4 separate regions of the Homo sapiens genome follow, and regions 1, 3 and 4 are each linked to region 2. Evidence: chromatin loops called from intact Hi-C (ENCODE). Cell type or tissue: endothelial cell of umbilical vein. All regions are shown on one strand.

What was found. Peaks named below come from ENCODE experiments on the same cell type or tissue, not always from the same donor. Only the 100,000 strongest peaks of a DNase experiment are listed, where the experiment ranks them.
Region 1: a loop joins it to region 2, with 11 times the contacts of the local background. A loop is called at or near these places in 5 of 110 quality-filtered maps.
Region 3: it touches region 2 in a loop (1.8-fold over the local background); 5 of 110 quality-filtered maps call a loop at or near these places.
Region 4: a loop joins it to region 2, with 2.5 times the contacts of the local background. A loop is called at or near these places in 8 of 110 quality-filtered maps.

What each region holds. Positions count from the first base shown.
Region 1 is chr7:144,783,754-144,791,753 of GRCh38, reverse strand. All of the region lies in intron 2 of TPK1 (thiamin pyrophosphokinase 1), which reads left to right. Among named protein-coding and RNA genes, the nearest start is that of TPK1, 48 kb to the left of the region's middle. In endothelial cell of umbilical vein, no CTCF peak of the experiment used is centred here; no DNase peak of the experiment used is centred here.
Region 2 is chr7:144,508,797-144,516,796 of GRCh38, reverse strand. All of the region lies in intron 8 of TPK1 (thiamin pyrophosphokinase 1), which reads left to right. Among named protein-coding and RNA genes, the nearest start is that of NOBOX, 110 kb to the right of the region's middle. RefSeq lists silencers at 3,167-3,461, 7,812-7,861. In endothelial cell of umbilical vein, no CTCF peak of the experiment used is centred here; a DNase peak (open chromatin) is centred at 3,266.
Region 3 is chr7:144,734,345-144,742,344 of GRCh38, reverse strand. The region is part of intron 3 of TPK1 (thiamin pyrophosphokinase 1); the gene reads left to right. Among named protein-coding and RNA genes, the nearest start is that of TPK1, 98 kb to the left of the region's middle. In endothelial cell of umbilical vein, a CTCF peak has its summit at 3,475 (motif pointing left); a DNase peak (open chromatin) is centred at 3,414.
Region 4 is chr7:144,839,371-144,847,370 of GRCh38, reverse strand. No RefSeq gene overlaps it. Among named protein-coding and RNA genes, the nearest start is that of TPK1, 7.3 kb to the right of the region's middle. In endothelial cell of umbilical vein, no CTCF peak of the experiment used is centred here; a DNase peak (open chromatin) is centred at 4,690; H3K27ac peaks cover 1,417 bases.

The sequences.
Region 1 (8,000 bases), 270 kb before region 2:
GGTAATGCCCAGGACCTCAGACTTAGTGCCAGCAGCCTGTGCAGTGGTTTCAGTTACAGTTGCAGTGGCTAGAATAGCTGGGACTCTAGCAGCAACAACTGAATTCAGGTGATCAGCATTCACTGTAAGCCTCCAACTCCTGTTAGTCTTTTTCACTGGCCAGATGTGGCCGTTGGTTGTATTGAGATGTTGCTTCTCTTTACTACCCCTGCTGCCTTTAAGTCCTTATTCAAGATTGTGATTACCCTTCTCCTGGGATTCTATTTTGCTTCTCTTGGACCACAGGTAGGGAGAAGGGTTGAGAAACAATCTATATTTTCAACTAGCACTTTATATATCACTCTTCCTCATCTGGGTGATCCCCTCCGGCTCTTATGGGACAGGGAAGTACAGGCATTTAATGCTTCTTACTACATACTCGGAGGTAGAAGACACCACAACAGTGTATAGAAGAGTTCCCTGTGAAGTCAGCTCCTCTTTGCTCTAGGGGGAGTCCCTGCTGTTTTCCTTTTTTACTCACTGTGCCTTTTTGGTCTTCTCTAACTCCTTTTACCTTATCGTAATTCCAATTATTGAGTGGAGAGTTAACACTGAAACTTACCAGTTTGTCAAATATGATTGAACGTTGATAAGGTAGTAGTTACCTAGGCACGGAGACTACAGTGTTGAACAAAACGGGTAAAAAGTTCCTACCCCATGGGTTTACATACTCTATGCTAGACATTGCGCTAAACTGTCCATATGACTTAATCCCCATGATGGCTTAATGAGAGTGACATTTTCTTCCCGCTCCCACTGGAGCTCTGACATCCCATGGTCAGCCAACCCCACCCCCTTCACCCTTGATTGGCTCTGACACCTCACTGTGGGCCTGGGTGGCTCCCTCCTCACCCTTCAACACACGTACACACACACACGCACACCTGCACTTGCATTGCTCTGGCACACCTGAATTGTTTGAGAGGGAAAAATGGGCACTAAGTATATTTATACGGTTTGGATCTGTGTCCCTGGCGAAATCCCAAGTGGAATTGTAATCCCCAGTGTTGAAGGTGAAGCCTGGTGGGAGGTGACTGGATCATGGGGGCAGATTTCCCCCTTGGTGCTGTTCTCCTGATAGTAAGTTCTGAGATCTGGTCATTTAAAAGTGTGTGGCACCTTCCCTGCCACTTCTTCCTGCTCTGGCCGTGTAAAGTGCTGGCTTTCCCTTCTCCTTCTGCCACGATTGTTAAGTTTCCTGAGGCCTCCCTAGAAGCCAAGCAGATGCCACCATACTTCCTGTACAGCCGTAGAATTTGAGCCAATGAAACCTCTTTTCTTTATAAATTACCCAGTCTCAGGTATTTCTTTATAGCAATGCAGGTGCTAATACATATATATTTCTTAAAGAAAAAGTTACTTCTTACATTTGTATGTACATTTGGTGTACATGAACTTTTTTTTTTTCCAGGAGATTACTCATAATGTTCCTAAGAAATCAGTGACTTGCTGGGCGTGGTGGCTCACGCCTGTAATCCCAGCACTTTGGGAGACCGAGGTGGGTGGATCACCTGAGGTCAGGAGTTTGAGACCAGCCTGGCCAACATGGTGAAACCCTGTCTCTACTAAAAATACAAAAATTAGCCGGGTGTGGTGGCAGGTACCTGTAATCCCAGCTACTCAGGAGGCTGAGGCAGGAGAATCGCTTGAACCCGGGAGGCAGAAGTTGCAGTGAGCCGAGATCGTGCCATTGCACTCCAGCCTGGGGGACAAGAGCAAGACTTCGTCTCATAAAAAAAAAAGCAGTAACTCAGAAACATTCTCTGGAGAACACAACCAAGTTGAAGCCATGTAGGTGGTTCCTCTTAGTGCAAAAGAGCCTTCTTTCCCCTCTACTAATTAAGGAGCTAAGTCATAAAGGAGCTAACTCTATATCCATACAGATTCTTCCATTAAGAAAATCTCAAATACAGGCCTCATGATTAGAAATTAATACATTTTATAAGACCCATGAATTTTTATTGCTAACAGTGGGGTATTTGAGAAATTATCTAAAAAAGATTCTGGCTGTGATACAGGTATATGGCATTTTCCCCTTGTCTGTAATCCTTTTAAATAAAGACAGAGTGAATCAATTTTATAATTAATTTTATGCAGATATTCTAATTTATTAAAAATGGTTGGTGGTAGTTATACATTGAGAAATGGGTAGGAGTTATTTATCTCATTAGATTAATACCAATTTTTATGAACAGTTTTGGGATAGATTGGCTAAATGACTTTGGCGCTGAAGCTATGCCAGTTTGAGGTTTATTCTTACGCCTTTATTTCTCTTCCACAACCTTGTGTTAATGGTCTGTCTCCCACGAAACTCTGGGCTGTTGGAGGGCAGGTAGAATATTTCTATTTTCAGTGCCCTTATGCCGAGCTCATAAAAATGCCAAGCATGCTAAAACATGTTGAATAAACAGATGGATGAGAAAATTGAAGTCTATGAGAAAATTGAGGACTGACTTTTAAAAAGCTACAGTTGTATACTGAACGTTTCTTATTTGTTGAGTCCTGCAGACAGATCTGTCATACAGCTCTTACAGAGCAGAGGTTCAACTACTGGCAGAACTGGAACTCAGGTCCAGTTTTACATCTGTGTCTACTCTTTGCTCTTTAATGGAGAAGAAATGAGAAAATTCTAGAGAGTTGTAATGGCTGAATCCGTGATATTATTTCGTGGTTAGACTCAGTCCATTTGGACTTGTGAGATTTTCCCATTTGGTAGCCAAAGATAAGGACTAGGTCTGTGATTTCTTTTCTTTTCTTTTCTTTTCTTTTTAAGATAGAATTTCGCTCTTTTTGCCCAGGCTGGAGTGCAGTGGTGCAATCTCAGCTCACTGCACCCTCCACCCTCCGGGTTTAAGCGATTCTCCTGCCTCAGCCTCCCAAGTAGCTGGGATTACAGGCATGCACCACCAGGCCCGGCTAATTTTGTATGTTTAGTAGAGATGGGGTTTTTCCATGTTGGTCAGGCTGGTCTCAAACTCCCGACTTCAGGTAATCCGCCTGCCTCGGCCTCCCAAAGTTCTGGGATTACAGGCATGAGCCAGTGCACCCGGCTGTGATTTCTTTTATATTGCTTTTTGGCCCCTAAAACAGGTGTTTATCAAGTTCTGTTTCTCCGCTTTCTCTCCCTGCCCTGCCCTGCCCCATGGTACTAAGAAAGAGTATATTTAATCCAGAGATGGGCCTGTGGATAGTTTTTCTTCCTGTTCCATAATTGACATGTCACTTGCCATTCAGCCTAATCACAAGGTGTCTAATCCTACTCCTCCTTATATGGTATATTCCCCAAAATTTATTCAGATCCATTTGAGCTTGTGTTATATATAGTTTTATCAAAATCTTTTGTAGATAATTCTCCAGTTTTTTTAAGTCAGTGCCCTTGCTGAAATTTCTGACCGCAAACTTTTTTGTTTTCTCATATGCTTGATTCTTATTCTACTATTCTCTTTGCTCCTCCCTCTGTCAAAAGTTGTACAGAAAAAGGAGAAAGTCCTTGCATGTATAACCTTAGCACTATATCAGCCTTTTAAAGTATTTGCTTTCTTACTAGAGACCATTTTTACTTTGTTTTGACAACTTAAAGTTCTTATAGCTCTACCTTATTTTTGTTTGATGCAAATACAAACACACACGTTTGAAGAAAATCAAGTTGGACATCAAGCTTTATATTGATGTGTTTTGTTTATTGTTGATTTATATTGATAAAGTGTGCATGAAGATTAATTTGTCATGCACATGGTATAGAATAGTATATAAATTAACTATAATATGAAATTAACTAAATAGTATATAAATTATAATAGTATGTAAATTAACTACAGTAATTACAATTACCAACAGTGAGGGCCTGCTCCATAGCCTATGCAAGTAAAATTATTTTTTTGTTTTCCATTGAAACCTTTCGGCATTTGTAGGGGTTCCCAAGCACTAAGTCATATGTTTGTGTGAAGTAATCTTTATCTGCTGTGCATTCTTTCCATTTTATTTATTTATTTTTTAATTTAAATATACAGTCTCTCATAAAATGTCAACACATCTAAGAGTTTAGAAATGACTCGTTTTTTCCAGTTTATATGGAAAAATATTAAAAAGATATACTTTTCTGTTGAACATTTTTTACCTTAGATATTATAGATTAAATATTTTTTTAAAAGGGAAGTCATCTACATATGCAGAATTTCAAAGCAAACCAATAATTGTTTTCAATTGATATTTATTGAGCTTCTACTTAGTACTCCATTTTTTGTAAGGCTCTTAAAAAGAAGCACGATGCTTCTGTTCTTGAGATACTCTCTTGCTCTTTCTCTTTTTCCATGGATTCTTAGAGACACATTTTTCTGTCATATTTTAAGCTTCCTACAATTGGATGGCACCTTGCAATCACTGTCAGCCAGGTGGCAGTCATGGCCTAGTTGTGTGGAAAATTATTACTTGAAACATTCTCTCGTAACCTCTGGTTTAGATTTAATGAAATGAAATATTACTTTGAAAAATCCAAATAATGTAGTTATTGGATATAATTTGGGAAATGCTTTTAAAAGATTAATAGAAGGAAAATAATAGGGTAGAAATAGAAACAAATTAGTAATCAGAAAAATTTAAGATACTCCAATAACCGCATTTTCCACCAAAATTGTCCTTTATCTCTGAGGTTCTTAGGGGAGGAAAATAATCTTCCCTCTACCCTTCTGAGTTCTTAGCTGGGACCTTTGTAACAAAAGACAGACTAACAAGAGAGAAAAAGATTCATTAACTTGTGTATATCTTATAAGGGAGAAAACTCAAGGAAAGAGTAACTCTCAAAAGAGGTGGCTTAGAACTATGGCTTATATAGCATCTTCCCCCAAAAATGATGAATGTTTACAGGGGGACATGATAATGGAAAAGAACCTTGAGTGTTTAGGGGTACACATTCTGGGGAGGTATAAATATAGGGGAGACTAATGGTAAACAAAGTAATGGCAGTTAGTGTACTTTGGACAGAGGTTTCTCTGGCGCCCTCTCTAGACTGATAAGGGTCAGAAGTCATCTCTGGTGATTTACTTGTCCTTTCTGATAGAGAAGGGAAGAGGGGCACCTTTATAAATTTATGTCTGGCTTTTAGGCAAATAGGGAGAAAGCGGAGAGCTTTTTGTGTATCTGTTTCTTCTCAATTGCCTTTAGCTCAAAACAGTCATTGAACATTGTGACATACTTTGGAGTGGTATATTCTGCTGCCCTTAAGATTCCTCTAATTTTCTATTTTCTACTTTAAAGATTCATAGGTAGTGTGTTAATCTGCTGGAAACTCAGTTTGCTAATGGGTTACTGAGAATCTTTCACTTAGCCTTTCCTGAGTTTTCTCTAAACCTAATGCTACAGACCTCTTGAGATTTGCATTAAGTGTAGTCATCAAGGAAATCCACGTAGATAGGAAAGGGGCAGCCTAGAGGTTAAGCAGGAGACTGGCTTAAAGTAGTCTGGCTTTGTTATGCCACTGGTGACCTCTGGTCAATTATTTTCCTTCTCAAGCCTTAGTTCTTCCTTTGGCAAATAGGAAAAGTAATAGGATTTTCCCCATAATTTGTAGGGCTTAAATGAAAGAGTGCATATATGATACTTTGATTTCTATTTTTTTTTCTTTTTACTTGTATTTACTGGATATTTACTGAGCTTCTCTGTGTTAGGTACTAGGGATACCCAGTGAATAGGAGATAAAAATTCAGCTCACAGTTGAGCTTCTTTCTTAGTGGAATGAGATCAGTACTTGATACATAATAATCTTGTGTAAGAAGTTATACAGTTTATGTAACAGTAGAACTTACTGTGTAATAAAATAATAACACCTTGTTATTCTCTTGGGGCTGACAATACCTGGGGGAAATGAGAATTCTAATTATCTCCTTACACATCCATACCTTATGGCTCCTGCTTCATCAGGGCTCAAAGGAAGGAACTGCCAAGAGTTTCAGATGACAGCTTGCTGTGTTGGCACTTATTATTCAGATGCTAATGGATAAATTCTTTGGCTTTTATACTTGGGAGCAGATTTAACGTGTCTTCTTAGATTTCATTCATAATCTTATTCACAAGTTCTTTTTAGCTTCTTTGAGAAGTCTGTAATTTTAGAAGCCTTAGCTCCTGAATCATAATGTGGGAGAACATGAGTTGATTAGCAAAAATAATGTTAAGAGTGATTTCATTTTAATTCTAGTGTGTCAAATCTAAAGAAGACATTGACAATGTTAGGGCTATATGTAGCACCTTGACATTGCTCTAAGCAATAAGGCCAGTAATAGCCATATCAAAATGGAGATTTAAAAAAAATCATTTATTTGAGTCTTCCAGCTGAAATTGATGGGGAGAGGGAGCTGGTGATCATTACTTAAAATGGCCTAAAATATATTTTACTGTGTGGCCACCACCTCTCTCCTAGGTTTTCTGCTGTCATTACCTCTTTTTCCCCATTCACAGTATTGGCCACTTTTCATGCGTTTTGACTCTTTGCATATGGTGTTTTCTCCGGGACTATCCTACCTCCTCCACATAGGGCACTGTAACTCAGCCTCCAGTACTGCTAGAATGACTCTTCTATGACTCCTTCCCCATTCCCCTGGGACAGCTTCCCCTTCCCTGTGATCTCATTGCGTTTGGCACATTGGGTGTTTTCTTCAGTCTGTTGTTCTTCACACTATTTTTGGGCCTGTGTTCTTCATTGGATCCAAAGCATTAATAACAATATCATTTGCTTTTTCATGACATTATAAGGAAATCATGGTTTTTAAATATTATAAACATTAGCTTTTGTTAGAAAAGCAGAGAACATGTTGATTATTCTTTGTTAATATTTGATATCTTTTATCCTAGTATCTTAATTCCACAAATTTTGATTTATTTATAAACCTCATTACAACTCACAAATATTCATGATATTGGTGTAAAATAATAAAAATAATAAGTATAGCTTAAATACTGGTTTAAATTGCATCCTTGATGCCATTAATTATAAGATACGTCATTGTTTTATGTACCACTAAGAAAGTAACAACAATTGCCAATTACACCCACACTGTGCTAAGATCTCATTGACTCTAAAATGCATTCTAAATGTATTCTAGAATGCGCATCAGAGATGTTAAAATGTGTAAATATTTTCACTTTTAAATTGATGATACATCTAAAAAAGATGTAAGAACTCACTTGAACAAAATGAAAGATTTGTTTCTGTTTGTTTTCCTTTCCTTCATTGCCTTTGGTAGATGTACTAATGAGCAGCAAAGTCCTCATAGATGCTAGACAACTGAAAGATGGAGGACCTGACAAAGGATTTGGGAACCCAGCAGATTACATAATCCATTCCTGTAATATTAAAAATAATCTACATATAAAGTAAGGGAATTGTAAGTAGAGAGTTGATTAGCCACATTGTTTATTCATAAAATTATGGATATGTGTCTCATAATGTGTGAAAACTTTGTATGTTCCCTTTTGTTGGCCGAGATCATTTCCAGGTGTGGGTGTGAGTGGAAGAATGGTAGAGGAGTGCAGTTTAGATGGAAACCTTCCAGGGATTTGCAATTATAAGTGTTTTTTATTATTAACTGGCCCTGCAAGTGTGGGAGTGTTTCATTTTCTTTAGATTCATTGTCTAACTTATAATGAATATCATGAGAAGAAATAAAATTCAGTTTCTAGCTGATTTAGAATTGGATCATATACTTCATTAAGTGAGGGATGCTGATAGTAAGTGTGTTATACCTTGTTCTTTCTGTCTCTATGTATCTGTCCGTTCATCTGCCCATCTGTTTTAAGATTGTGTTTCTGTTCATACAGAGTATAGTATCGTTAGAAGCAATATTGTGCTTCTGTTGTGCAATATTGACATAGAAAGTTTTAAAGATTAAGTGGAAAGAAATTTAGAACACTCCGAAATTGTGATGGTTTAGTTTATGTGCATGTGCACACATTTAGTTTTATGGGTAACT
Region 2 (8,000 bases):
CTACATAGGTGCAACTGGCAGAGTAAGGTGGGCCACAAAAATGAAATCATTCTGTTTTCGTGTAACAGGATCTCTTAGTAATCCTGAGCGTTTAATATCTTCATATCACTCCACAGAACCCAGTAATTCCCTAAGAATTCACAAATGGATTCTTGAACAACAGTCTAGGTGGTCCCGTTCATCGTATATATGTTTTATGACCCCTGGCCTTATAACATGTTTGTGATTTGAGAGGCAATACCGTCTCAAAGTCTGGAAAAGCACTGGAGCATAGAACATGGGACTGAAAATGGACAAGTTCTGTTGAAAGGAAACATTTGTTTATGTCAATTAACTGCAGTGGTAAAAGAAACCTATTCTTTACATGGAGCTCTTAATATTTCTTTAGTAACCCACACTACAGCTTTTAGCCAGAGGACATGTCATATGTAACCCCTTCCTTATGACTGTGACAGAGCAAAATGGCTAGTGTCCAGGAAGGGAGCCACAGCCCTAGCAAAATATAAATAAATAAAGACCATAATAACTTACATGCCCATCACTAAATTATTATTAGCCAAGGAGTGGCAAGTAGATGAGCTGTTTTCTGTGATTGCATGTGCATGCAATTATGTTTCTGTCTAGAGTAATTAACTATTCACTTGTTTTCTTGGAAACAAAATAGATTATATACCATCACATGATTTTCACTGCAGAAAACAAATAGCTGTTTAGTGGTACAACATTCCCCACCCCACCCTCAAAAAATCCGTAAGTTCCTCCTCCCCCAATCTAATTTTGGTGTCTCGTGACTTTTAAAAATCATGATTATTTAGTTCTAAGTTCACTATGCTGTCATATTAAGGGTATTCCTTTTTTAAATTACAGATTAGAATTTATGTTTTGGCTTCCTGCTTCCTTTTTTTTCTTTCTACATCCAGATTACATTTGTAATTATTTTCTGCATAACTTCCTATGTCCTGTAGGTAAGTTTTCTTTTTTCTGAGAATTGTGTTACAACGTGGATTAACAGAATCCTTGGAAGCATGAAGACAAATAATTGCCTACAAAAGACACGAATTGAGACAAATAATAATTGATATGCTTGAGGTCTAAGTTAATTTGTACCAGTAGCCTATAGGATTGTTTTTAGCTGGAGGGCAGAGAGCAGAATCCTCTTGGACAGCTCCCCCCCTTGGTAACCGCCAACTGTGAATGCACAGAACAATGAGTGCTGAATCAGGGCCTCACTAAAAAGTTGTCATTTTGATTTTTTCTCAATTAAAATACATCATGTGTGATATTAGAGTTACTGAAATTATTATGCCAAATGATGCATTGACCTTGTAGTAAATTTTGTGACTTCTTTAAGGCAAACCACTCAGCCGTGCACTGAAACCTGAGCTATAGAAAAAGAAGAGTAATGGCATTGCATTGACAGTCTGTTGGTTTTCTGATCCATGCTGTTGCCCCCCAGGACTCTAAGAGCCCTGGGTCTTTGTCAGATTCCTTTCAGTACCTCAATTCCTCGATAATTGAAAAATAAAATAATTGTGGTGAGCTGAGGAACTGTGGGTCAGGACTGATGTATTACATCCTTTCTTTCTCTGTGTGCCCAGATTGCCACCTGGCTTTCTCATCATTCTAGCACCCTCAGACTGCGTCTGGATCTGAAGCATCTGTCTCTGTATTATTCCACACTCTTGGTAAAAGTCACTAAGGTTCAGTTGGCCATATGAGTGGGAAATATGAGTGACTGCTTGAAGCAACACACGCTAAGGAAGGGAGAGAAAGAGAACACCTCATCTTCTCCTGTCAGTCTCTTAAAGTAACTGACTCAGACAAAAGGCAAGAGAGAGTAGCCATGGCAGTAGCTATTGCCTTGGCCTGGGCGACCCAGTGTTCATCAGCTGCAAGAGCTCAGTACAGCCTGCATGGCACAGTTTCACACAGAGCAGAAACAGCCAAGAGGGTGAGGACTGTAGGAGGACTGGGTTTTCTCAGCTATCTAAGATTTTTTTTTTTTTTTTCTGAGATGGAGTCTCAGTCTGTCACCCAGCTTGGAGTGACGTGGAGCCATCTCAACTCACTGCAACCTCTGCCTCCCAGGCTTAAGCGATCCTCTCACCTCAGCCTCCTGAGTAGCTGGGACCACAAGCATGAGCCACTATGCCTAGCTAATTGTTTTGTATTTTTGGTAGAGATGGGATTTCACCATGTTGCCCAGGCAGGTCTGGAACTCCTGATCTCAAGTGGTCCATCCACCTTGGCCTCCCAAAGTGCTGGGATTACAGGCATGAGCCACCGTGCCTGGCTAGAATTTTTTTTTTTTAATTGAGAAACTTCAACTTGACACTCGACTTGCCATGATAATAAACTGCTTAGAATTGCCGTCCCAACTATATATGTTTCAGGATGTACCTGTAAAGAAAAGCCAGTCTGATGAATATGCGATTGAATGTCTGATCAACCATGACTTGTTTTCTGGGCTAGAACTTGTTTTTTGCCAGAAAAAAAAAAAATAAGTGTAATTCAAGTGTATGGGAAAAGATACTAGTCCAATTCCTATGGCATAGTTTGAATTGTTTTGTTCCTTCTTCTATAGTTGCATTACGTTCGCCATTAGTGACCCCTGCAGAAAGGTTAATCAATCCATCAGTCAATACAAGATAAAATAGAAGTCTGGGTTTCAGGACCCAAAGCCTGACTTTTCTCTTTCTTAGATACTTCAGCTGACTTCCAGCAGCTCTTGCTCTGGCTCAAGATGAGAGGCTCACCCTCCTTGGCATTAGAGTCCAACTGTGGTGCAGTACCTCTGACTTTATCCCTTCATCCTTTACCTTCAGCGGACATTAATCTGCCTCCCTGCAGAATATTACTTAACTTCCTGGGGTAGGAAGTGAAACTCAAATGCCATAAAAAGCATGCCTTTGGTTTAGTCAGACCTAGAGCCCACAGGAATGATTTATAATGTATAGGTTTATCAATGAAACATTTTTCCACTTTAGGGAACAGACATTATTCTATTCCTGGCAATAAACTAAAATAGATGCTACAAGATAAACAGAATGATTTCACCAGTTCAGCCTTTGTGGGACCTAATACATTATAAGAAAAATTTCAAATAAATTACAAATTGGAGTTGTGTCCTGCAATTGTATAAGACGGTTGCCATTGCAAAGTGATTTCTGCTTTTAGAATGAATGTGGTTTTCCTGCAGTTCAATGTGACACTTATCTGAGCCCGACAGTGATAGCAAGACTTATGAGCCAAGCCCACTGTTGGACCTGCAGTGCCATCTACAGAATAGATTGGATAATGTGGATTCTGTTTCTCTTCTGCACTTCAGATAATGTAGCCACAAGGGAAATAAGATGTGTATGTGTTTAGAATTAGCTGTGTACATACAGTAAGGCTTTGTTGCTACATAGAAAAATGGTTGCATATTTGCAAAATGCTGTTGCTGTACTTAAGGCTCTATTACCTAGACTCCTAAGGCAAAGGAGTGTTGTGTTTCCTATTAAATTGATGAACTGGATAGCCCATTTGTTTCAAAAATTTGTTTGATAATCTGTGTAAGATGACTTTCTGGTTACCTTGAATAGATCGTATTGGAATGAATATTAGTTTCATTATTTATGTATTTATTATCTCTACTGCTCATATCTGTCTCCAACTGCCAGAACATAATCACCATGAGGGAAAGATTTTTATCTATTTTGTTCACTGATTTATTCCAAGTATTTAGAACAATGCCTGGCACAAAAGCAGGTCTTCAAATATTTGTTATTTGACTGAATAAATATAACTGTACTTTGCTAGTAAGTAGAACAAATGTGGAAAGATAGTCAGTTGAATTTTGGTTTGTATTTTTAAAATGGGCACACCTATACCTCTTCTTCCTATATTACTGTTGTACTGAAAATTACGTGAAATAATGGATGGAAAAGTGCTATAAACTATAGGTACTATAAAATTTAGGTATCTTCCCAAGAATCTTTTTTTTTCTTTTGGTAGAGCTCCAGAAATTTAGAAAATGTAAAACATCACCCCCATTTCCCCCCATAATTTCCTGAAGTACTTTTAAAATGTATATATCTGAGCGCCACATCACATAGGTTGGGGCCTGCCAGTGTTCATGTTTATTAAGAATCTCAGATGATCCTGAAGCATGCTATTATAATATTTGAGAACTTATATCATTAAAAAGGGGTTGAAATTGAATTGAATTCAAAATGGAAGTTACACCTTTAATATTATCCTCACCCATTATTCCTGATAGGAAGTTATTTCTGACTGGATATATTTCTTTGTCTTAAGGGAAATACATAATATTTTAATTGCTGTATATTATTTAGCTTATGGTATAGAGTATTACCTGACTTAAAAAAATAGAATAAAAGGATCTAGACGTATGTAGTAAATTAAGATCATTTTAGTATATCAAATTTATTTTAGAGAATTTTGCATATATTTCCCAAGGTAGGGTACAAATACTATATGAAGCAATATAAAAAGGAAGCAAAAGAAAACCAGCCTAAGTTTGTATAAGACAGACTTTAATTTTATTTAAGAAATTCCACTTGTTAATTTTGGTGCTAAAATGCTGTAGAGGATATTAATGTGCTTTGACATATTATAAAAATAGCTTTTTTTGCACGGAGGTTATTTCTCTATTGTCTTTCTTAAGGCTTTTCTGAGAAATAAATGGGGAAACACCGTATCTTTCCCCAGATTTGCTAATTAACCATGTAAGAATTAAAACATTCTTTGTGTTATAATAGTTCTATAGATAGATATATGCTTTCATAGCACAAAAGTATCTCTTAGGCAAGTTAAATGCATTTTTACTTATTTTATATTTGGTTTTGTCTTGAGAACAGTGTCTGTAGGCTGAGTCATCATCTATAGCATTTGCTTCACAATATGAATGAATGGAATATATATTTACTCTAAAACAAAGAGGAATATTTTGGATAGTGGATAAAGGTGAAATTTAGAGTCAGATAAGCCTTAGATGCAAATTCTGACCCTACCACTGGGCGTCTTCCTCTAACTCACCTTCTAAGTATATTCATTATATTCATATATTCACACACACACACACACACACACACACACACACACACACAGACATTTATTTAAGTGGTGTCCATGTACCAGGTACCACTGTGCTAACGTGCCTGTGATAAATCAAATTCAAGAATTCAAGGGCTCCTATGACATTCTGGGAGGGAAGTGATAATATACCAAGTATAACAAAAGTGTAACTATCAAGATAGACAGTATGATAAGTGCTATAGAGTAAATTAGCAAATTCAAAACACATAGAATAATGGAGGAAGGTCCCATTAATAATGTTTCTGTGAAAGATCCCTTTGAAGAGGTAAGATCTACAGAATGAGAAAGAACCCACCGCAAGAAGAGCTGAGGAAAGGGAATCTGGGCAGAGGGGGAACAAATGTAAAATGCAAAGGCCTTGGCGCTTCTGAAGACCAGTAAAGAGACCTAGGACAGGGAATAGTGGCTGAATTTGGTGTGGATATGAGAGAAAAAGGTAGGCAGGAGGGAAAACTGGTAGGCCATCGCAGGAGGTGTGTGTTTTATTCGAAGAGCATTAGGGAATCATCTAAGGGTTTTAACCAGGGAGTGACGCCAGAGTAAACTATCCAAAACATCTTGTTACTCTCCTCCCTAAATAGCTGATGGATGCTCATTGCCTACCCAGAAGACGAAGCTCAAGCCCATTTACTAGGTCATCAAGTCCTTTAGGACATGGTCTGTTGTTAAATACTCATTCCTCACTATTTTGTGCCTTGCCCTTTTCAGTCCAGCAACAGCAAACTGCCTTCAGACTCCAGCACCTCCCAAATTGTTCCCACCTTCCTGCTGATATTTCTGCTCCTCTACCTGCCAATATGCTCTCGCTAAGGCCAGCTCCTCGCTTTTTCAAAGAGCCTTTCTCCCTTGTACTCCTACCCCGACCATTACAATCCAGAACTCACAGTACCACATGTATATTTAATGTCCTCATCTGTTTATGAGTTTCCCTGGGGACATGCGGAGAAAACTGCCAAGGAGTGAAGATGCTTTCAGTAAATGTTGCATGAAGATTTTGGGTAAACGTAGCTGTGCGGATTAATAAGTTTGATCAAATGCCAAGGTAGCATAGTGGCACAGTCTTGAGTAGACAGTAGGTGCTAACTAGATCATCATTCACATTCATTCTCATTCCTTTCCCCTTGTCTGTCTGGCAAGCTTTTATTCCTCTTATCATGTGCAAGTACTTTACAATGGACACTCTGCCACTAGGCCTTGCAAAAAGGGGTCAAATCCTGGATCTGTCTCTAGAGGGCTTAGAGTCTAGCAGAGGAGCGGGAGCAGATTCATAAAAGAACAAGCAGATATACAAATGCACAGGACGAAGTGATAAATGAGATTATGAACAGGAAGAGCTAAAGTCTTAGCCTTAAATGAAAGTCTCACCTCATTTGTTTCTTAGAAAAGAAGGCTGGAGAAAAATTTTGCATTATTAAGCCTTCATTACTTTTCCAAAATATCCTGCGGCATGCTTACTAATGTATTATGAAATTCTTATGAATAAATAACTCTAATGTCGCATCTCAAAATATGTGAACAAGGGGTATTTTTTCAAGTTCTTTTCTGCATATTTCATTTTGCATGTTACCTCTAAGAAATGCTGTATAAACAGTTGGATATATTTATAGAATTGATGTACCATAAATCCCATTACTCCTTTAGATAATCATGCATAACTGCTGATGAGTGTATTAACCCATTTTTACTATATAAAATATCTTTAAATGGCTTCTAGTTTTATAACATACCCATGGTCAAAGCATTTTAAAGTCTGTAAAGATAATGTTCATAAAAACTAATTTGAGGCTGGGTGCGGTGGCTCATGCCTGTAATCCCAGCACTTTGGAAAGCCAAGACGGGCGGATCATGAGGTCAGGAGATCAAGACCATCTTGGCTAACACGGTGAAACCCCATCTCTACTAAAAATACAAAAAAATTAGCCGAGCATGGTGGCGGGCGCCTGTAGTCCCAGCTACTCAGGAGACTGAGGCAGGAGAGTGGCGTGAACCTGGGAGGTGGAGCTTGCAGTGAGCCGAGATCGCACCACCTCACTCCAGTCTGGGCGACAGAGCGAAGACTGTCTCAAAAAAAAAAAAAAAAAAAAAAAAAAAAAAAAAAAAAAACTAAAATACACAACAGTAAATTGATTCAAGTTAGATCTTACACATAGGCATTTGAGCTCCATTTTAATTGGCTTTAACATTACTTGTTCATTATTTAGTTTTGCAACAGTCTAAAAACATCCAATTGCTGAACATTGAAGGCATGAGAGATCATCTTTCCCTGTCAAATAAAATTGCAAGTTCTAAGAAACATCAATATAAATATTACTCATCCCTGTAAGCCTAGCAAGCACAGTGCTCATGCATCCTGTTTGATCTGAAGAGCATCATAGTCACTTGGAAGACATAAGATCTACATAGATGAAGAAGACAGTATGTAGCAAAATACAGTTATGTATGTATTTCAGAAAATAGGTAGCAAGAAGTATAAGTATAGGAGAAATCACGGTCATGCTCTGGGAAGGCCTTTGAGTTGAGCCTTAGCAATTGTCTAAGATAAATAGGCGAAAAAGTGAAAGAGGCAAGTGAGAGAGATGGAAAACGAACATTCCAGGCAGGAGGGAGAATATAGATCTACATGCGGAAGCAGGAATGAGCATCCTGGCAACTGAGCAACCCACCTTCTCCTTCCACTTAAAATATCCTGGAACCTAATTATCATATTATTACAGGCTAAAGATAGGCCTGTCATACACCCCAGTGAAGGCAATTTTTATGCTGCTTCATATATAACAGGACTGAGGAGTACAGAGGTTTCAGCACCCGTTGTAGGGAAAGAACAGATCTGAGTGTGGGCTGAGAAAGGGGAGGAGATAGTGAACCGAAAATAGTACTTTGTCTCGACCAAAGTTTTCAAG
Region 3 (8,000 bases), 230 kb before region 2:
CTAATTTCTAATCAGGTCACACTTTTACTCTCTGGAAGAGTGCCAGTTGAGATACTTTGTGCCTAGTAGTATTTGGTTCTCCAGAAATGACAGATGATCAATGGAGGTAAAAGAAGCCACTTGGATTCTGCAAAATGTTTACACACTCAGGTTGCTCATTTCTGTTTTTTCCCTTCACCAAGCTTCACCCATTTCTTCCTCCAGCCAAAAGTAATCCTGTCTTAATGTCATCTCGTGTGTATTTATGTGTGTGTGTGTGTGTATATGATCTCCTCCAGTGTGACTGTGTTAAGACAGTCTTTGGATGGTATCTGACTACTGTGTTGTTACATAAAATTAGGTGGTTGTTATACTTGATTACTTAATTGGGTGCCGCCATTATCTTTATTTGAACTCACCAAATAGCCCATTTTCTTTTCAGTTTTGGTGCCGTAACAAAAAGTGAGAGAAAACATTTCTCCAAAATAATCAACATACTTATCACTATTTTGTCTTCTTAAAGCATTGGTAAACAGATGTGTTTTTATTTTTTTAACTTATGGAATGGGTTGTTTTTGATTAATTTCTTCAAAGTTTGTATGATTTTTTTGCACATTTTATCTACTATCAGTGTTATTTGGAATGATTAAAATGTTAGCACCTTAGATAATGTAATAGATGAAGATGGTATTTTTAATGTTTAAGCTAGCTATTTGAAACTTTCTTTTAAAAATACACTAATAACTATTATGTTAAAAATATAACAACTGAAGGAAATTAAAGAATTGGAAAGAATAGTATTCTTTATGAGTATTTAATTTAAAGTATTTATTTAAGTCTGTTATCTAACTATGTGGAATATTGTAAAATACAGGTATCTTTCAATATGCCAAAACAACAACAACAACAATTCCAAATCCAGATAAATTAAGGACCATTTTCTAATTTTGGAAAAAACTAAATTTCTCCTAACTTTATTTTCTCAGGAAATGGAGTCTTTCCTATATAAATTTTATAAAGGTAAAGGCAATAATGTTCTTTTGAGCTTTTGGAGATAAGCATTATATAGTAGCAAATAAAGTGAAGATTTATGCTAGAACCTAGGAGGTAGAGGTCGCAGTGAGCTGAGATTGCGCCATTGCACTCCAGCTTGGGTGAAGGGACAAGACTGTCTCAAAAAAAAAAAAAAAAGTGAAGATTTATATTTCATGAGATTTAAATTTATTAATACAGCACAGACATAGATTATAAGCAATAATTAAGCTTTTAAATGGCCACATTAATGTCAGAAATTGAGGCTACATTTATTTTTCCCTTCAGCTTTTGTCTGCTTCCAATTCCTTTTGCTACCTATATTCCATATATAAACTGGTACTTTTTAACTCTGTATCCCCTCTCTCCCTCCCACCCTACAAGCCCATCTAAGTTTTGCTTTATAACTGTGCCTGGAGAATAGCAATAGGTAATTTTAATTAAAACAGTACGGAAGTTTTCCATAGGGGACTACATTTAATAGAATTGTTTTGGCTGTTTACTTTGAATATTGGATTAAGATTTATTTGTTTTCAAATTGCTAAACTGATATTAACTCTATTATTCTTAGCCTGAAATATGCTCTCTACCGCATATTTCTTTTTTCTTTTTTTGAGATGGAGCTTCACACTGTTACCCAGGCTGGAGGGCAGTGGCGCGATCTTGGCTCACTGCAGCCTCTGCCTCCCAGGTTCACATGATTCTCTTGCCTCAGCCTCCTGAGTAGCTGGGACTACAGGTGTGCACCACCACGCCCGGCTAATTTTTGTATTTTTAGTAGAGACAGGGTTTCACCATGTTGGCCAGGCTGGTCTTGAACTCCTGACCTCAAGTGATCCTCCTGCTCAGCCTCCCAAAGTGCTGGGAATACAGGCATGAGCCACCATGCCTGGCCTCTACTGGATATTTCTATGTAAGTCTCTTACCTGACACATTTGAAACCACATCTTTGTCTTAAAATCAGAACTTCGGTGGACTTACCTCCTTTTTTATTCACTAAGGCTCACTCTGTGGAGCTATTTTTAACCCACGACTTCCTTATTTTTTTTTCATCCTTATGGGTATGATCAACTATTGTCAAGTTTTTCTTTACAGTGTTTTCATATTGTTCTCATCCATTTTTACTTCCTACCTAAACTAATCTCTTCTTGATGCTAATTCTGTCCTATTTCAGCTGTTCTCTGAGTTGTCTGCTTCTGATTATTTTCCAGTTACATTTATGCTGCACGTTACCTTTTAGATTCATTTGTCTATGTTCTTGTTCTCTCAGTTCAGAAGCTTTGCAGGTGTAAACATTTCCTAGAGCGTGACATCCAGCTTCCTTAGGCTTTAAGAAGTGTTTACAATTTATATTTGAAATTTCTTTCCCATCCTTACTCATATATGTGTGTCTTCACAGGTAGACTGAGCATAAAGTCTTTGGCTTCTCTCTCTTTATGTTGGTGCTTCGTATAGCACCTTGCATGTTGTGCGCCGTTGGAGATTGTGTTGAAGAAGAGAATCTCTTTCTAAAGAAAATATTTAAATTGATGCATATTAGTTGTACATGTTTATGTGGTACATGTGATATTTGATATATGCCTACAGTGTGTCATGATCCAATCAGAGTATTTAGCATATCCATTGTCTCAAACATGTATCATTTCTCTGTGTTGGGAACACTTCAGATCTTCTGTTTTGAAATATATATTATTGTTAACTGTAGTTACACTACTGTGCTATTGAATACTAAAACTTATTCTTTCTATCTAACTTTATGTTTGTACCCATTAACCAGCCTCTCTTCATCTGCCTGTGCCATAGCCTTCCCAGCCTCTGGTTACTATCCTTCTACTCACTACCTCCATGAGATCAGCATTCCTAGCTCTTGTAATCTCTGTTACTTGTACATTTCTGTTTTTCTGCCTGCCCGCACTTCTTTCTGTGTGTCTGGCAGCCTGCCTGTCTGCCTGCTTATGCCCATTTATTTACTGTGACTTCATGTTCTACGTTTTCCATTTGAGGAAAATTGGTCTGATGTCTACTGGCTACTTCAATTTGATCCCCCCCTCCTTTTTTTCGGTGAGCACATAAACAAGTTTTTTTTTTCTTCAATGTTTACTTTTCTTCTAAAATTTAAAGACTTCTACAACCAGTTTTTTTTTTTTTTCCAGAATATCATTGCATTGCTTCCTTGAGTCCCTTATAGCATGGGAGCTCTCTGCATGTTGTATCTCAAGGGAAATTATCCTTGTAGTGTATACAGTATTTTTAAAGTGTTTCCGTGGAAAGCAGATGGACTCTTTATTTTGTGTTTCTCTGTATTTCTGATTATCCATGCAGTGGAAGTGATTAATTAATATAGATAATGGCAAGATTGTCACAGAACCATTGACTTTTACATTCAGGTAACTTATTCGTAATACTCTTTTGGCAGTTAACTGCCACCAAGTGGTGGTTGTATGCCATAGCTCTGTAACATGAACAGTGTTTCCAATAAACTGTCCACCGCAAAACCCGTAAGTTTCTATATGTTAATATCCAGCATCTTAATGAAAAATTACACTTAGCATTGTATAGTGAATTGAAAACCAGTATTTTTCAGGAAACATTAAAAAAGTAAACTTTTTTCTGTATTTTTTGTTTTTTGTTTTTGTTTTTTTTGGTTTGTTTTTGTTGTATCTTTTTCTTTGTTTTTTTTTAATTTGGCTTTTTTTCATATTTTTTAAAAAGTAAACATTTTGTGTTTCAAAGATTGCTATCAAGAAAGTGAAAGGAAACCCAGAGAATGGGAAGAAATATTTGCCAATCATATTTGCCAATCTTATATCTGATAAAAGACTTATATCTAGAACATATAAAGAATTCTTACAGCTCAATAATAAGAAAAATGATCCAATTTAGAAACGAACAAGGGATCTGAATAGACTTATTCCAGGGAAGATATACAAATGGCCAACATGCACATGAAAAGATGCCTGACATCATTAGTCATCAGGGAAATGCAAATCAAAACCCAAATGAGATACCACCTCACACCCTCTAAGATGGCTAGAGTAAAAAATTCAGATACTAGCAAGTGTTGGGGTGGATATGGAGAAAGCAGAACCCTCATATACCGCTCGTGGGAATGCAACATTGTGCAATAAATTTGGAAAACAGTCTGGCAATTCCTCAAATTGTTAAAAATAGAGTTACCATTTGACCCAGCTATTTCCACTCCTAGGTATGTACCCAAGAGAAATGAAGATATATGTCCAAACAAAACTTGTACTCAAATGTTCATAGCTGTGTTACTTATAATAGCCCAAAGGTAGAAACAACCCAAACGTCCAGTAATGGGTGGATGAATGGAAAAAACAATGGCTAAAGAATATGTTCCATTCATATAATAGAAAATTACTTGGTCAGAAAAAGGAATGATGTATTGATACATGCTGTGACATTGCTGAACCTTGAAAATATTAAGTTAAATGAAGGAATGCAGACACAGAAGAACATATTATGGTTCCATTCATATGAAATGTCCAGAACAGGCACATCTGTAGAGATACAGAATATATTAGTAGATGCTGGAGACTAGGGCAATAGGGGAGACTTACCAAAGTGTAGGGTTTCTTTTTAGGATGATGAAAATATTCTAAAATTGGTCATGATGGTTGCACAACTCTGTGATATACTAAAACCATTAATTGTACAATTTAAATGTATTAATTTTATGGCATGTGAGTTATATTTCAATAAGGTGTTACCCCCAAAAATAGACATTAAGGTGTAATTTATTATATTTTAATCTTTATTATTCCATCAATGTAATATTTGTCTTGATTAGGATGTTCACTTTTTTATGAGCTTTAACTTATAGCAAAATTTATTTTATATTCTGTCCTCACTTCTGGATATGTTCATTTTGTTCATGTGCTATAGGCCAGTGGTTCTCAAATTTAGCATGCATCAGAATTACCTGGAGGGCCCTAGCCCAGCATTTTGGATTCAGTGGGTCTGGGATAGGATTTAAGAATTAACATTCCTAACAGGTTTGTCTTACTTCCTTCTTCTTTTCCTTCCTCCCTCCCTTCTCCCCCTCCCTTATTCACTTGCCTCCTCTCTACTCTACTGCCCTGCCCTTCCCTCCCCTCCCCTCCCTCCCTCCCTCCTTTCCTTCCTTCTTCCCCCACGTTTTTTCTTTTCTTTCTCTTTCTCTCTTTCCCTTTCCCTTTTCCTTTCCTTTCCTTTTCTTTTTTCTTTTCTTCTCTTTTTTCTTTTTTTTCTCTTTCTCTTCTCTTTTCTTTTCTCTCTTCTCTTCTCTTTTTTCTTTTCTTTCTCTCCTCCCTCCTTTGCCTCCCTCTGGTCTGGTTTGATAACCAGTGGCTTAGGTCTTAGGGGAACATTTTTGTTTTAGCACAACTTTTATTAGATTCTGAGATAATGGCCTTCATAGATTTAGACTTCAGCCCTACTAAAGTCTCATATAGCATCAATTCTTGTCTTTTACCAGTGAGAACATAGCTTTTTAATATTATATTTCCTTTTGTGAATACTTCCCTTCTCCTCTCTGCATGATAAGTTTGATGTTTAAGTGAAAGCTTTTGTTTACTGGGTTTTAATTTTGATTTTCTTTAACATTTACGGCAACTGCTTCTTTGAAAATATCCCCTTAGAAAGCTTAGAAATTCTGTAATACTACAGAAAATAAAATATTTTGAACAGAAAAAAGTTAATTTCTTTAAAAAGTGATACATTTATGAAGCTAGGCAAAAATGTCAGTTGTTACCATATTTTGGTGTACTTCGCTGTTTTTAGTACTTATTATTTTAATTCCCAGATCAAAGAGGGATCTTTGTTTATTTTAATTAGAACACTCTTGTTTACAATATTTTTACTAGGGTGAGCTTTATGTGGAAGAGTGTGACAAGCTATCATTATTAGCATTAAATTCTTAATTAAAGACACTGTTTTCTGAAGAAATTTGTCTTCTTGATTTAAAACAAACAAGCAAAGTGTTTAGTGAAAAGGACATATCCTTAGGATTATGTCACTATAAAGTTCTTAAGCCTCTTGTCCAATGTTGCAAATTAATAATGTTCAAAATGCTTATTAGGTTAAAAAATGAGTGAGCTCCATGAGCTGAGGAGCTAGCAGATTGCCGGGATTACAAAGACAACGAGACAGGACCCTTTCCTTAGCAGGATTTACAATCTGTAAGTGTGTGTTATAAATCAATCAGTGAGGATTTATGTATCATCCGGGATTTTACCAATGTACTGTGCAGGATGCTTGAAAGGAAATTTGAGAGGCAGATAAGGAAGGCTGTGCCCTTGAGAGTTTTTAACCTGTACTGAAGATGAAACCCAGCACAAGAAATAACCACCTGTATGCGTGTCGTATTTTGTGTGGTGGGGAGTATGCATGCTGCTGCAATTCTAAAAGGGACTTTAGGGATTGAGCAGAGATCTGCGTGGATGCACACACGTCAGGAGTTGGCTGAAAAACTGCTGCAGGCAAAAATGCCATCGCTGATAATAAATTGTAAGGAGATCAAAAGTGATGTTTCAAAAAGGAAAAAAAAAAAAAACACCAGGGCATAGAATTCTTTATTTATTATGCTGGTGTGGAAGGGAACAGCTGTTATCTTTCAAACTGAAGAATCCTGACTGACACTGACCAGTTTAGTGCCTCTCTCTTCTACTGTATTATAGAGGATGTTTTTTCTTGGGCTTTGGCTGGCATGACAGTGTTCAAGGATCCTTCTGGAAAAGTAGAAGAACCTGGAAGCCAAAAACCCAGCCAGGTTATACTTAAAATATTTCACAATGTTGAAGTAAAGTATGCCACTAGGATTAAGAATTCTACTTTATGAGCAGAGGCAGAAATGTAATGAAAAAGATTGTAATATAGAGAATATTAGAAGCAACCTACTACCTTGGACTTATCTGCCACATTTGAGTGTTAGAACAGTCTCGAGTCCTAATAACCGTGGAAAATTTGATTACAAACATCCATTTTTAGCCAAAGAATTGGATTGTCTGTCCTTCATGTAACAGTAACAGTTACATTGGAAGACTTGTATGGAGAATGTCATGTAGCACAGTTAGGCACTATCTCCTGAAAACAGTTTGAATTTAACCTAAAACTTTTTTACTCATTATAGTTGTTTTATGTATGTGTATTGAATTGCAGTCAAATATTGTAATTATTATATCAGTATAGTCTTGCCTAGGCCTTATGACTTTTAATTAATGAGAACATGCTTCCTTGACTTAGCCAGATTTTTAAATTGAGGAGAGATGCTTGCTAGGGTGAATTAGCCAACAGTTTATAAATACGATGGATAGATAATACCTATTCACATTTTTTTACCTTATTGCAAAAAATTTAATAAGGAAACTTGAATCAGTCAATTTAAACTGTTTTGTAACACTGCTGATTTAAACGTCTTCAAAATATTTTCCTCATCTATAGAGACTATGTGATTGTATCAGACCCTTATATCACATGTGAAAATATTTCCAAATACATAAAAATACATAAATGTAAAAAAGAAAAACAAAAATTTTTGAAGGCAATCAGGATATATATGAATGTAGGATTAGGGAAGGTCTTTCTCATCTAGGATTGGAAACCTAGAAGTTTAAAAGCTAGGAGTATTTGACTGTTTAAAAGTTAGTACCTGGGTGTGGTGGAACACAACTGTAGTCCCAGCTACTTGAGAGGTTGAGGTGGGAGGATCACTTGAGCCCAGGAGGTTGAGGCTGCAGGGAGCCATGATTACAGCACTACACTCTAGCCTGGGTGACAGCGAGATCCTATCTCAAAAAAAAAAAAAAGGTACATTTTCGTTGGCATAAAATACCATAGTGTTAGTAGAAAAACAATAGATATGGAATTATAAGTATAAACAAAGTAAATGCCCAATCATCATTGAATAGTTATAGATTATGGCATATATGTGTCAAAGAATATGATGCCATTTTGAAAAAAAAGAATTAGAGCTGCACTCATTGCCTTGG
Region 4 (8,000 bases), 330 kb before region 2:
TATTAGTATTTGACAAAGTAGACTTCTGGAAAAGGAATATTAACAGAGATCTTAAAAAGACATTTTATAATGAAAAAATGGTCAATACATCAGCAAGATTTAACAATCATAAGTGTGACTATACCTAATCATTATGCATTGCTTAATGATGGAGATAAGTTCTCAGAAATGCATCACTTGGCAATTTTGTAGTTGTGCAAACATCACAGAATGTGCTTACACAAACATAGATGATACAGCCTACTACACACCTAGGTTATATGGTATAGCCCATTGCTCCTAGGCTGCAAAATGTATAACGTGTTACTGCACTGAATACGCAGGCAACTGTAACACAATGGCAAGTATCTGTGCAACTAAACATATGTGAACATTAAAAGGTATAGTAAAAACATGGTATTATAAACTTACGGGACCACCATCATATATGCTGTCTGTTGCTAACCAAAACATTGTTATGCTGTGCTTGACTGTAGTTTCAAAATAAATGAAGTAACAGCTGATAAAACTAAAAGGAGAAATAGACAAATACACAAGTTTAGTTGGAAAGTTAAACACTACTTTCTTAGTAATTGATATAACAATTAGAGAAAAACTCAGTAGCAATATACGTGACATGAACAATCCTATCATTTAACTTGATATAATAAACATGTACAGAACACTACAGAAAACAACACAATTTTTTTTACAAGTGGAAAATTCACTAAGATAGATTATATGCCAGGACATAAAACAAGTCTGTGGAAATATGCAATGTATGTTCTCAGACAATGGTAGAATAAAACCGAAACTCAACAACAAAAAGATAGCTAGAAAATGCAAAATTATTTGGACATTAAGTATCACACTTCTAAATTGTGCATAAACCAAAGAAAACAAATCATAAATGAAATTAGAAAATATTTGGAACTGAATGATAATCAATGCACAACATATTAAACTTTTGAAATGCTTTAAAATTTCTAGATTTAAATGCTTATATTTGGTGAAAAGAATCTAAAACCAAAAACCTAACCTTCCAACTTAAAAAGCTAAAAAGGAAGAGCAAATCAAATCCAAAACAAGTAGAAGGAAAATATTCAAATTTATAAAGTAGAAAAAAAATTGAAAGGATTAATGAAATTTAAAAAGCATCTTTTCAGAAGATTAATGAAATTTATAAAATTCCAGCTGAATGATAATGATGGATTCTGACAAATGGAATGGCTGTATCAGAGATGCACATTTAAATTAATGATAGATATTATCAAAGTCACTTACCTGAAAAGGATTTTTACCCATTTAGAATACACCAAGGTGTATGAAAACACCACTTTTGCAAGTCCTCTTAGACGTTAGATATTATTAATCTTTTTTATTCTTTAATTAAAATTTTTTATTGTTTTAGTTTTTATTTCCAGTGATGATTAGAGAGTTGAGAATCTTTGATGTATTTATTGGCATTTCGTATTTTTTTTCTTCCATGATCTGATCTTTGTCTTTTTCTTATTGCTTTGCAGAAGCTCTTTTGATGTTCTGGATAGTAGGATTTTGCCTGTTATATATTTATGTGGCATGTATTTCCTTCTTATGTGTTGCATCTCTCTTAATTTTGTTTTATACTCTATAGAAGTTTAAATTTTTTAGTCAAATCTGAGTTGACTTACGAGTTTTGTGATTATTGTGGAAGCTCTTCACTATACAAATTTTCTTAAAAATCTTTTTTCAATAATTGGATTTGACTTTTATATTTAGCTTTTAGAAATGTATCTTGTATGGCATGAAGTAGAAATTGACTTTTGCTCACTTCCATGTATAGATAATTATATCAAGAATATTTATTAAATACACCACTATACTTTTCCCTCTATGGTAAAACGTCACCTTTATCATAAATTAAATTCCCACATATATTACTTTGTTTCTGAACTCTATTTTGTTCTATCAAGCTATATAACTATTTCTATGCCAATGCTACATAGTTTTAATTATCATGATAATATATGGTTTTCTATACATAGCAGGAAAAAGTTTCCATGAAACATATTTTTGAGACTTTGAAAAGTATTGTATTACATTTATTAGATTTACTTGGGGATTTTTTTTCTTTTTTTTTTTTTTGAGATGGAGTCTCGCCCTGTCACCCAGGCTGGCATACAATGGCATGATCTCGGCTCACTGCAACTTCTGCCTCCTGGGTTCAAGCGATTCTCCTGCCTCAGTCTTACGAGTAGCTGGGATTACAGGTGCGTGCCATCGTGCCCAGCTAATTTTTTGTATCTTTAGTAGAGACGGGGTTTCACCATGTTGGCCAAGCTGGTCTCGAACTCCTGATCTCGTGATCTGCCTGCCTTGGCCTCCCAAAGTGCTGGGACTACAGGCGTGAGCCACCATGCCTGGTCAGGGATTTTTATTTTATTGTTTCTTTAACATCACAAGTCTTCTCATTTAAGAAAATAGGAAGAGTTTTTATTTATAAAAGCCTTTTTAAAAAGGAACCAATTTATATTATACTTTCTTTTTCTTATTTTTAAAATTTATTTATTTCTTTTTTTGAGACAGAGTCTTACTCTGTTGCCCAGGCTGGAGTGCAGTGGTGTGATCTAGGCTCACTGCAACCTACTCCTCCCGTGTTCAAGCGATTCTTCACCTCAGCCTCCCGAGTAGCTGGGAATACAGGCGCGTAACACCATGCCTGGCTAATTTTTTGTATTTCTAGGATAGACGGGGTTTCACCATGTTAGCCAGGATGGTCTCAGTCTCCTGACCTCATGATCCTCCTGCCTCAGCCTCCCAAAGTGCTGGGATTACAGGCATGAGCCACTGCGCCCCGCCTTATACTTTATTTTTCTAATGGTGGGATTAGAAATGTTTTTTAAACTTTTATTTATTTTAGGTTTGGGGTACATGTGCAGGTTTGTTATACCAGTAAGTTGTGTGTCATGGGGGGTTGGTGTACAGATTATTTCATCACTTGGATAGTAAGCATAGTACCCAATAGGTCGTTTTTCAATCCTCACCCAACTCCACTATCCATCCTCAAGTAGGCACATGTGTCTTTTGTTCTCTTCTTTGGGTCCATATGTACTCAATGCTTAGTTCCCACTTATAAGTGAGAACATGTGATATTTGGTTTTCTGTTCCCGCGTTAATTCACTGAGGATGATGGCCTCCATCTTCATCTATGTTGCTGCAAAGTACATGACCTTATTCTTTTTTTATGGCTTCATAGTATTCTGTGACATATATGTACCACACTTTCTTTATCCAGTCTATCATTGATGGGCATTTAGGCTGATTCATGTCTTTGCTATTGTTAATAGTGCTGTGATGACCATATATGAGCATGTGTCTTTATGGTAGAATGATTTTTCTTCCTTTGGGTATATACTTCTGTAAGCTTTGCTAACTTCTAAAATCTATTGATTGAAATATACATAATCATCAAGATTGCCATAAATTAGGTGAGGTTTTTAAGTAAATTTATTATAGCATTCATTTTGTTTTTGTTTTTTGTTTTTGAGATGGAGTCTCATTCTGTGGCCCAGGCTGGAGTGCAGTGGCACAATCTCGGCTCACTGCTACCTCTGCCTCCTGGGTTCAAGCAATTCTCTCGCCTCAGCCTCCCAAGTAGCTGGGATTACAGGCACCCACCGCCCCACCCGGCTAATTTTTGTATTTTTAGTAGAGACGGGGTTTCACCATGTTGTTCAGGCTGGTCTCGAACTTCTGACCTCAGGTGATCTGCCAGCCTCGGCCTCCCAAAGTGCTAGGATTACAGGCGTGAGCCACCACACCTGACCATATAGTATTCATTTAAAATTTATTTTCCTCCCCTTTAACTAGTTTTGTCTTCCCCCATCTTAGTAAATGAAACTACTACATGCTTTGTTGCAAAAGCTAAAAATTTAGGAGTCAAATCTCTCACACCATATATTTAATGCATAACCAAAATGTCAATTCTGGTCCCAAAATATTTTCCAAATCTTTTCACTCTGTTCACTCTAGATCAATTTGCCATCATTTGTTAATAGATGTATCAATTAGGACAAAGGGTGAGTATCATATAACCAACTCTTGCCCCCTCGCCCCTCAGAAAAACCCAACTAAATAAGAGTGGTTTAAACAAGATAGAACTTTCACAAACAGAAGAGTGGTTTAACAAACAAGAAAGGAGTTTGTTCTCTTCATTACTGAGGGCTAGGTTGCTGACTCCTAAAACAAGGATGCTTTCTATTATGCCAGTGACTTCCAGCCTGTAGGGTGTTGATGCCTGGGAGTTCACAGAGTGATTACCAGGTGTCCCCAAAGTTTTATGTACTAAATATTATCCATAGATTAAATAAATGATAGTACTGATTTAGTTTATATTTATTCTATGATACAGTAGACATTGCTGTGTGATACGTAGACCTTATGGTGGCTAATGAATCCTTCACAGATTTATATATATATATATGTATATGTTCAAGTCACAATTTGTTTTAAGCAAAAGTATAGTGTGAAACTTTCAGGAAGCTTCTAACATTGCCTGAGCCCTGTACTGAAAAACAGTGATGACTGAGAAATTCCTTCACCCTTTTGTTTCCTGAAACCCATCCCTAGCCCCGCCTTTTGTGTTCCAGGAATGAATTACCTCAGAGAACTACCCTTTCTCACATGAGGTAGATAAGACTCTGTGTCTCTTTCTCCTGGCTTCTGTAATACCCTCAGATGACTCCTTTGTTTTTGCCTGACCTGTTGAGAAGGTCAGTCATGAACACTCCAAGACCCCGTTGTTGGTCTCATAAATGATTTAGCAGAGATTAGAACAGTTTGTCTGTTTGAAACTAGCCAAACACAGACATAAACATTTCCTGTTCCGCCAACTGACCGGGACTTCCCCTGATTGCAAAATAACCCCAAATGGCAATCGCCCCACGTCTACTACTTCCTATAAAAGTCTAAGAAGGGCTGGGCACAGTGGCTCATGCCTGTAATCTCAGTGCTTTGGCAGGTGGAGATGACAGGATTGTTTGAGGGCATGAGATCAAGAGGAGCCTGGCCAACATAGCAAGGCCCTGTCTCTACAAAAAAAAAAAAGAGCCAGGTGTGGTGGCATGCACCTATAATTCGAGCTACTCAGGAGGCTGAGGCAGGAAGATGGCTTGAGCCCAGGAATTTGAGGCTGCAGTGAACTCGGATCATGCCACCGCAGACCAGCCTGGGAGGCAGAGTGAGATGCCGTTTCTATGCTAAAAACAAACAAACAAACAAAAAGATCTAAAGGAAAATCACACTGCCAAGACACTCTGACATTAGGGCCTAGGGTGTTCTGCTTATTGCAATAGCCTGAATAAAGCCATCTCCTTAATTGTCAAGATCACGCCACTGCACTCCAGCCTGGAGACCCTGTCATTAAAAAAAAAAAAATTAAAAAAAAATATAATATTATTCCAAACAATGCTATAATAAAAGTGCTTTGCAGTGAAATAAGTTTTGAAAATACTGCACACTATCACCAATATCATTTGGGGTTTATAACACATTATTCACTTTTAAACATCTTCTGAGGAACGCAAGTAAAGAAGCTGCTTGGGCTAGGCGCAGTGGCCCATGCCTGTAATCCCAGCACTTTGGGATTACAGTACCCAGGTGGGTGGAGTGCTTGAGCTCACGATCTGAGGCCAGCTGGGCAACATGGCGAAACCCTGTCTCTACAAAAAATACAAAAATGATCTGGGTGTGGTAGTGCACACCTGTAGTCCCAGCTACTCAGGAGGCTGAGGTGGGAGGATCACTTGAGCCTGGACAGCAGTGGTTGCAGTGAGCCAAGATTGTGCCACTGCACTCTAGCCTGGGCAACTACAGGATAGTGTTAAGGTACTGTGATTCTCCTGCCTCAGCCTACCGAGTAGCTGGGATTACAGGTGCACACCACCACACCCATCTAATTTTTTGTATTTTTAGTAGAGACAGGGTTTCACTATGTTGGCCAGACTGGTCTTGAACTCCTGACCTCATGATCCGCCCTCCTCGGCCTCCCACGGTGCTGGGATTACAGACGTGAGCCACCGCGCCCAGCCCTAAAATAATTTTTTTATTTTTTGAGACGGAATCTCGCTCTGTCGCCCAGGCTGGAGTGCAGTGGTGCAATCTCGGCTCACTGCAAGCTCCGCCTCCCGGGTTCACGCCATTCTCCTGCCTCAGCCTCTTGAGTAGCTGGGACTACAGGCGCTTGCCACCGTGCCCGGCTAATTTTTTGTATTTTTAGTAGAGACGGAGTTTCACTTTGTTAGCCAGGATGGTCTCGATCTCCTGACCTTGTGATCCACCTGCCTCAGCCTCCCAAAATGCTGGGATTTCAGGTGTGAGCCACCATGCCCGGCCGCCCTAAGGTAATTTTTATATGCACTAGGAAACCCCAAAATTTGTGCAGCTTACTTAATTGTGGTATCTGGAATCAAACCCACAGTATTTCCAAGTCATGGCTGTATTAAAAAGAATGAGCTAGATAAATATGGCATCATGTGGAAAAATGTCCACAACAGAGTAAATTTTGTAAATGTAAATGGTAGAATAGTCTCACTTCTGTTTTTGATGATTCATAGAAAATGGATTTGGAAAGTCATAGAAACTGAATTGTTAAAATGACCTCTGAGAAAAAGGGGTGTAGTAGGTAGGAGCCAGTAGGGTGAGAGTGATATCAATTTTTATTTTATGTACTTTTTTTATTACATTAATACATATTTTTTCAATAAGTATATTAAAGAAGTTTAAGATGTTTATAAAAATGTATATTAAAAGAAATTTAATGAGCAATTATTGTTAACCTTTAGTATATTTGGGGCTTCCAAGGAAAGCAGAATAAATATAAGCATGCATGCATACATACATACATGGAACAATTTTCAGGGGAGAGGTTCCAAATCTTCAAACAAATTTTCAATTGATTCTATGATCCCAAAAAGGTTAATACTGATGGTAAACAGGTCCACAGTATGACTCCACAAAGTAGGAAGGAACTCCAAGTAGTAAGTTACATAGTTTTCTCCAGGATACAAAGAAGGCTCTTCTGTCTTCCTCACCAAATATTCTGTGGCTCTACCCTCATTTTCTTGTACTGGTGGTGTTCAAAATATATGGTATATTGGCCAGGTGTGGTGGCTCACACCTGTAATCTCACCACTTTGGGAGGCATGGGTGGATTTCTTGAGGCCAGGAGTTTGAGACCAGCCTGGCCAACATGGTGAAACCCCATCTCTACTAAAATTACAAAAGTTAGCCAGGCATGTTGGCACACATCTGTAGTCCCAGCTACTCAGGAGGCTGAGGCATGAGAATCACTGGAACCTAAGAGGCAGAGGTTGCCGTGAGCAAAGATCATGAGATTGCAGCAATTCAGTTCCATCTTCAGGCGCCACTTCTAATTCTAGTTCTCTTGCTATTTCTACCACATCTGCAGTTATTTCCTCTACTGAAGTCTTGAGCCTCTCAAAGTCAGCCATGAGGATTGGAATCAACTTCTTCCAAACTTCTATTAATTTGGATATTTTGACCTCCTCCCATGAATCATGAATGTTCTTAATGGTATCTAGAATGGCAAATTCTTTCTAGAAGGTTTCCAATGTACTGTACCCAGATCCATCAGAGGAATCACTATCTATGGCACCACAGCATTACAAAATGTGTTTTTTAAATGATAAGACTTGAAAGTAGAAATCACTCCTTGATCCATGGTCTGCAGAATGGATGTGTTAGCAGGCATGAAATCATTAATCTCCATCAGAGTTTTTGGGTGACCAGGTGCACTATTAATGAACAGTAATATTTGTAAAGGATTTTTTTTTTCTGAGCAGTAAAATAGTGGGTTTAAAATATTCAGTAAACCATGTTGTAAACAGATGTGTTGCCATTCAGGCTTCGTTGTTCCATTTCTAGATACAGGCAGAGTAGATTTAGAATAATTCTTTTTTTTTTTTTTTTTTTTTTTTTGAGACGGAGTCTCTCTCTGTCACCCAGGCTGGAGTGCAGGCCCA